3 separate regions of the Mus musculus genome follow, and all the other regions are linked to region 3. Evidence: chromatin loops called from intact Hi-C (ENCODE). Cell type or tissue: heart. All regions are shown on one strand.

What was found. A loop is a pair of places that touch in the nucleus more often than their neighbours do. Peaks named below come from ENCODE experiments on the same cell type or tissue, not always from the same donor. Only the 100,000 strongest peaks of a DNase experiment are listed, where the experiment ranks them.
Region 1: it touches region 3 in a loop (2.5-fold over the local background); 4 of 42 quality-filtered maps call a loop at or near these places.
Region 2: it touches region 3 in a loop (5-fold over the local background); 6 of 42 quality-filtered maps call a loop at or near these places.

What each region holds. Positions count from the first base shown.
Region 1 is chr12:4,671,023-4,673,522 of GRCm38, reverse strand. Itsn2 (intersectin 2) reads right to left here. Exons shown (of 40, transcript NM_001198968.2): 26 at 2,205-2,250; 27 at 2,000-2,121; 28 at 690-786; 29 at 1-107. Among named protein-coding and RNA genes, the nearest start is that of Fam228a, 66 kb to the left of the region's middle. In heart, no CTCF peak of the experiment used is centred here; no DNase peak of the experiment used is centred here.
Region 2 is chr12:4,916,299-4,918,798 of GRCm38, reverse strand. Atad2b (ATPase family, AAA domain containing 2B) reads right to left here and starts at 1,446. Exons shown (of 28, transcript NM_001362349.1): 1 at 878-1,446. The coding sequence starts at 1,090. In heart, no CTCF peak of the experiment used is centred here; DNase peaks (open chromatin) are centred at 408 and 1,498; H3K4me3 peaks cover 2,071 bases; H3K27ac peaks cover 2,132 bases.
Region 3 is chr12:4,767,982-4,770,481 of GRCm38, reverse strand. Fam228b (family with sequence similarity 228, member B) reads left to right here and starts at 1,248. Exons shown (of 7, transcript NM_175431.5): 1 at 1,248-1,576; 2 at 1,961-2,092. The coding sequence starts at 1,985. Pfn4 (profilin family, member 4) reads right to left here and starts at 1,187. Exons shown (of 4, transcript NM_028376.4): 1 at 213-1,187. The coding sequence starts at 329. In heart, CTCF peaks have their summits at 1,252 and 1,456; a DNase peak (open chromatin) is centred at 1,211; H3K4me3 peaks cover 1,294 bases; H3K27ac peaks cover 1,225 bases.

The sequences.
Region 1 (2,500 bases), 97 kb after region 3:
CCAGTCAGGGTCATCTTTGTTCATAACATTAATCAGCTGTCCTTTGGAGAAATTGAGCTCATCTTCGTTATTCGCCATGTAGTCATACATAGCAATCACTTGACATACTATGGAAAGAACAGAAAAGAATAAATTAAGTCTTCCTACAAGGATCAACCCTGGCCTGGAACTTAAATTATTATTAAATTCTAAAATTAGGCTAAAGCTTTTCTTTACCTGCTCTCTCCCCAATCTTCTTCCCCAGTCCGTCTCACAAAACAAAACATCCCCCAAACCTAAGCAAAAGCTAGACAAAAATCCGAGTGAAGCAGGCCCTGGTGGCGCACGCCTTTAATCCCAGCACTCGGGAGGCAGAGGCAGGCGGATTTCTGAGTTCGAGGCCAGCCTGGTCTACAAGGTAAGTTCCAGATTAGCCAGGGCTATACAGAGAAACCCTGTCTCGGAAAAAAAAAGAAAAAAAAAAAGAAAAAAAAACCAATCCGAATGAAGTACTTCACTTTAATATGATGAAGCAGCAATTTCACATTTCAAGGGGTAAAAGAGCTCTGCAGGAAGACATTCCCAGTGGTTTGCTCTGAAGCAGAGCAAAGGAAACAAGCTTTCCAAGTCTTCCAAAGGGTCAGCTAATCTAAGACACCCTGTGCTTTAACGGTCTTCTAAGACCAACCACAAAGTAGCCACTTGCATACCAGCGTGAAAAGTAGGCATGGTTCTTTCACTGCTTGGACCTAGCAGCTTTACATGGCTGGCAGGAAACCATCCCTTCTGTCGTTTCTTCCCTCTGGCCTATAAAATTAGCAAAAGAAACAATTAAAAATAACCAAGTTACCACTTAAAACCTAAAGACATATACTGGCCTTTGCCCTGGTTCCTTGGATGGAATCTAAATCTTTGGTATAACATTACTGGCAAGTGTCTTAGTGTACCTGCAAGGCTTAGGCAATGCCAAATCTAGCCATGTGATTTATGGCTGGTGCTCTGTCATGCCATATCAGCTCACTCTGGTGGCAGGGCTGGAGTGGCTTCACCATATGAACAATTAACCATACCAATGTGACAAAAGCCCCCACTAACAACTCCAGACACCAGGGCTCCCACAGCCCCTCTGCGTGGCAGTAACTTGTTTGTCATACATCCCAGGAAGAGGGGATGCTGGAGAGGGAACAGGACTTCCACTTTGGAAGCTCCTTGCAAGTTCAAGTCTACTCTTAAGGGTATGGCTCAGTGAGAGTACACCCTGCAGCCTTGTCAGTCATCAGAAAGTCATAAAGCATTTCTGGAGGCCATGTTTCCCATGGTGTTAGTTCACAGTGAACCAGAAGGTGGGAACTGAGGGCCTTAGTGAGCATCCCCAACCTGTACCCCGCTGTTCTTTAGGGTTTCTAAGGTATAGTGCCAGAGCCAACGCATTGCCACCACATGCAAACTTACATGAAAACACAGCTATAATTTCTATTATCACCTTTGAACCCTAAAGTGTATTTAAGCTAGGAAAGAAATATTAGATATGAGAGAAGAAAGCTTTTCTCTATAAAAGTACACATGGCAGCTATCTGGTAACACCTTCAGGAAAAAAATTTAAGGCTGTACTGTTTCCTTTGAGCTGCTGTTTCCAAAGCCTGAGGCCTCGGGGTGTGTGTGTGTGTGTGTGTGTGTGTGTGTGTGTGTGTGTGTAGTCCAATGGGGAGTATTTCCTCAGCACATGGCCTGTTTTGTTTTTTTCTTTTTCTTTAGAGGGGTATGGCAAGCTCGGTATCCCAGGCAGAGATGACATTTTTCTTTTTCTTTTAAGAAAATGACCTATGGCCCGTAAGTGATAAACTGAAAAATGCTTATAGGTCAATAAAACAACGTTAAAAGCAGCAGAAGACTGAAGAAAACACAATATATTTAAGTGTTGACTGATCCCTTCATATATGAGTATGACTGGGGGTGGCTTTTTTTCCTGACTCTTCATCTTTTTTATGAGTCTGAATTTTTACCTGGAAAAGAACAGTACCTGTAGCTCTCCTTGCCACCACCCGCTTGTGTTTTTCTTTAAGATTAATATTAACTGTCCTGGCGCAAGGCTGAGCTGCTCAGTCCCTGAAGCAGCATATGCTGAAGTTACTTGAGCGATCTCTGAAAAGAAGAAAACAGAACTGTAAACCCAAGATTACAACAGAGCAATGCTCATCAGAGTTCAAGGTTAATGTTATACATACCGGGTTTTTTGTTTGATGCTCCAGATTTGCTAGCATTCCCAAAATTCTACAAGGAAAAAAATAGGTTGTTTTTTTTAGTCATTTTTAGCAAACCAGAAATGACAGTCCAGGTTTATTAGGAATTAAAGATTTCTAATGCTCAGAATTCTTGTTTCTTTAAATGAAGACCAAAGTGACAATGAGCTTTGTATTAATCAAATAACTGAAGAATCCAGGGGTGGCAAAGAGGTCTGCTAACACAATATTTTATTTATGCAAATAGCTGAAGTTAACATGCACCTACATAACAGAAAGAG
Region 2 (2,500 bases), 150 kb before region 3:
AATTAACCCACTCCTTGAATTCAGAACCAATTTCATAGTAACACAAACTTCTCGATGTGCTAGCTTCATGTTTTACACTACAGGTGATAAAAGTTCAGGATCTCAGATCTCATCTCTAAAGAACTAAAGCAACTCTTGCTTCTGCAATTGTACGGACCACAACAACGCTAGTTTGACTTTTGAAAAACATTTCCTTAACAGAAATGTAGAAACCATGTCACGATGGCCATTCGACACGTTTCTTTCTACATACTCCCTTTGTAACTTGAAAGTCCTCTGCTCTCTACAAGAACCTTGGTTAGCTGGCTGGCTCGCCCTACAGCTTACAGCACCGTGTCTGATCTGCCTTGCCTACAGAGGCGTTAAGCGTTGGTTTTGTTTTTAAAGTTGGTGTCAGTGCAGCTACAAACTTTTTTCAGCATCCCTGCCTGCCTGCCTGCCAACTGGAGCTCTGTTCACTTCCTTACCAACTTGAACCACCCCCAAACTAAGTAAACTCAGACAGCGGCAAGAGCTGACACACTTTCAAGAGGGGTTTGACACCGCAGAAAACTTTCACTTCTCTCTTCTCCCCTTCCAAGCCAGGCACTGCAGCCTTAAATTCTTGCTTCCTCTAGAATTCCCTTCTAAAGCCGGGCAAGGACACGGATGGCAGAGCATTCTAATGTCCCCGAAAGGAACCCCAAGAGCCATCTCCCGTGGACTCGAGTGCTGTTCTTTACACAAAAGAACCGGGCCGGCTCAGCTAAGGTGCTGGAGTCGCGGCCCTTCGGCGGCTGCCACCCTCCACCGCACCCGCAAGACGGTCTCCGGCCAGACAAAGCCCGGGCGGCCGGGCCAGCACTTTCAAGCCTCGGCCGTGGGCCGCCGCTCTTACCCGGGCCTCGTCCAGGGCGCCGCCGCTTCCCCCGGCCTTGGCCGCCGGGCAGCTGGCCGCGCGCGTCTTAGAGGAGCGGGTCCGAGAGGAGATGAAATGGCTGCTGCCGCCGGTCGCCCCCGGCTCCGCTCCGGCTCCGGCCCCGGGCCCAGGCCCGGGCCCAGGAGACTTGGACCCGAGAAGGCGCAGAGAGCTCTTCCGGGTGTTCACCATGGTCCAGCCAGGGGGACCGGGTCCACGCCGCGCCCGCCGCTCCCGGGAGAGGCGAGGAAGGCCGGCCCGCCGGCGGGCAGGGGCCAGCGGAGCCTCGCCGGGCCGGCTCGCGTTGCCTCTCCGGGACGCAGGCCCGACAGGCTAGAGCGGAGCAGAAGCCGGCGGCGGCGCGAGGAGGCAGGGAGCGGGAGGCGGAAGCGAGGCTGCAGGCCGGCCGCGCAGACCCTGCGCCCGCTCAGCGGTCCTCAGCGGGAGCCGAGCGGAGCCGCCATGTCTGCCCCTTTCTCTCTCGTTCTCTCTCTATCGAGCTCCGTGCGTCAGGTCTCTGGCGCCGCAGGGCCGACAAGGCCGCTTCTGGACGCGGCCGCTGCGGGGCGCTGCAAGGACGCGCAGCCCTTCCTTCTGCACAGGCCCCGCCTCGACGTGACGTCAGCATCGGCGGGAGGCCTGCGGGGAGGCGCTCTGGGCTGTGAACCCCACAGTGGCCAGCTTTTGCTGCCCTGTCTAGACTGGGGGATGGGCAGAGCCGGCCAGGGCGCAGGATGGGTTTCCGCGTGGAACGTAGTCCGGACCCTTCAACGCCTGGCCAAGACCGAGGACCCCAGATTCCAGACCCCTGCGGTGGCCTGGAGGACGCCAGGAACGGCCGACCAAGCGCGGAGTAGAAGGAATGGAGAGGACGGTGCGGTGCGGAGGGGTTCCAGTTGCCTAGGTACTTTGGGCAAGACCCCTAATGAACTTGGGCTGCACATTGCATGACTGTCCAAATGATAATGGCAATGAATGAAAGAAGTCCCTGCGGTAATCCACGCAAGTTAAACTAAGAAAAAACAACTCTAGGAACTCTGCATCCTTTTTTAAACTCACTATGGAGACCAGGCTAGCCTTGAACTCTGCATTCATCCCAAGCGCCAGGATTAAAGATTTGAACCACTGAACTCAAGTGTTGTTCCCTTTGACTTTAGCCAAGTCTACCGGAGGGATTTTGCAGCATCTTTTATCTCCATCCTACCGGTGTGCAGAATTAAGACAAAACACTTCCAAAGGAAAAAAAGTCAAAGTACTATGTAATTATTAAATTAATGTAATATGGAAAGGTCTGGAATTATAGAGGGAAGAATAAATGTTCATTTCAAAGCATCACAGTTTATCTAAGATAGAGAGCCTAGTCTTTATTTGGGCAGAAATTCCCCTGATTATTACACTAAAAAAGTGAAGAGTGAATAAAGACTAAATAGCTTCATAGTTATAACATTTAGCCATGTAAGACCCCAAACAAAAAATTAATAAGCTTTGTTCAGTCCTCACTATATAGAATGTACAGAGTAGTTGTGTGTATTTATATATATATATATATAAATAAGTAAATAAGTTCAAAGCCAACTTGGTCTACATAGTGAGTTTCAGGAC
Region 3 (2,500 bases):
GTGAGGTTACCAAAGAAAGCAGGCATATGTATGAAATTGTTGCCACAGAAACTATCGTACTTTGTGAATTTATCATTACTCAATAAATTCTGACATTGTTGAAACATGTTCGGATGTTACATAGCTTACAACACATACATGAAGATAACATATAAAATCCAACACTCTATATGCTAACCTAAAAAATATTTTTAAGAAGCTTTCACCCTTACACTAAATCCTGGTGATGTCACACACAGGGTCTTTTCCTGGAGTTTGATGAGGGCTGCGCTGTCCACGTGTTTCGTCCCCAGCAGGGTATCTAACAGTAAGTTCTGCAAGTGACTCATGCTTCTTCGGCTCTGAACCAGAACCTGCAGCTGAAGACTCCACGAGGGACAATACAAGTGCTTCTTGTGTACGTTCCAGCTTATTATCAGTGTGTGTCCTCTAAAACGGTGGACGAGTGAAAATAGTGGTCCATCATCCAGGGTTCACCAGTACTCAGAGGGGAAGAAAAACTATTATAGAAAAATCAGAATTCACAGAATGGTTTATGAAGGTGAGTTTGAAAAAAAAATCAGAGCCTCAATATTTTTATCTATTTAATGATTTACCTGAGATTTAAAAACAAAGGTCTATGCCTATTATTTTGGGTACTCTAAGGGCAGGAAGGTCACAAGTTCAAGGCCAAAGAGACCCTGTCTTAGAAAAATAAAGATCTGCGAATAAGTCCTCCATTCAATTCTCAGCTCCGCAAAAATGAACAAACAAATAAATAAAAGTAAAATAAAGTAAAAACAAAAAAAAGCAACCAGTTATCCACAAAATCTCAAAACCACTCAAGGTGCACCACCGATTTAAAAAAGATACTCTTTTCATTCCTCCTCCTTGGCCAGCATCAACGCTGTAGACAAGACACCGGTCAACAAACCTGAGCTCTAAGACCACCTTGGAGGCTCTTTAGAGCTACATTTACTGCTCATGTGCTGCCATCTTGGACGGCCCTCAAAGGGTCAACCGCCACAAACACTCTTTTGCCGCAGGTTCCTAGTAAGGCGAACGACTCTCTCCCGCCGCTGCCTTCGGAGGACTAATTGATGGGAGGCCGGTAGCCTAACTGAATCCTGAGTCCTGGAGGCCGGGAACTAAACACAGAGTAGGGGCTACAAGAGGAGACGAGGCTCCGCTAGGGGCGGGCGTAGCACGGATCTGAAAAGCTGATTGGCTGCGATAGCTGCCTGTTAGCGCGAGACAGTTCCACTGCCTCCTTTTCGACTCGCCTCGCTCCCAGGCCAGAGGGCTGCACTGCTCCGTGCTGTTCGGCGAGGTGCGCGCGCGTTCTCGTCTTCCCGCTGGCCGAGGGGCGCGTAGGGGTGGCGCCGCGTCCCAGGAGACAGAGGTCCGAACGCCCGCGCGTTCCGAATCCAAGGTCTCGGGCTGAGGCCGCGGGCTCACTGTGGTGCGGAGAGCCGAAGGGCAGGCCCACCGCCAGAGGGGGCTGAAGGACCTGTGGAAGCCTGCGCGGCAGGACGGCCCGCGCACGCGGTCTGTGTCGGAGCCGGCGAATCGCGAATCGGGGGCCCGGTACTCCCGGGTGAGCGGGCCTGGTACCCTAGATTCATCATGGGCGCAGACCCACAAGTCTTCTTCTCCCTCACATGCAGGCCCCGGGGAGGGCTTTGGATCTCTTGGAGCTTGAAGGTCCCAAATTCCCTTCTTTCTCTAAGTTCATTTGTCAGTAGCTTGAAAGCGGCAACTCATCAGCATTCATGTCATATCAAACCTAGAAAACTGCTGGGAACTAGATTCCTAGCCAGGAGGGCTTCAAGAGAGCCCTGTTTCAAGCCAATTGGAAGGGACACATGGACGGGCAGTTTTCCAAGACTCGTTCCCTAAGTGCCCAAGGTCATGAGTGTTGATTATTAAACCGCGGAGAAAATTACTGTGAATTTTAATTACAAAATAAATGCTATTTTAGCTTTTCTAGGGACTGTGTTACTTGATGACCACAATGAAAAATAGGAGCCAAGATGATATGGTGACGGGCACACTCCCCAAGCTCAAGAGCTCCAAAGAATGGTTGGAACCACAGTCGCTTTCTTTTATGGAGGTACAGTTGTATGACTGTTGAGGTCCTTGCTTAGAGATGTGCCTTGTGCATAAGTTTTATTTTTCTTTCTATTTTACTCTATTGGATAGAACCTATCTATCCCCATTAACTCTACTAACTTTGTTACTTACTTACTTTGCTCTTTAAGAGCTTAAAGTAGAATCATATACCATTGATTATAAATTTTAACAATATAACAAAGCTGATAAAAACCTACTTAAAGCCGGGCGTGGTGGCACACGCCTTTAATCCCAGCACTCGGGAGGCAGAGGCAGGTGGATTTCTGAGTTCAAGGCCAGCCTGGTCTAGAGAGTGAGTTCCAGGACAGCCAGGGTTACACAGGGAAACCCTGTCTCGAAAAACCAACCAACCAACCAAAAACCCCTATTTAAACCTGGATATGTTGTA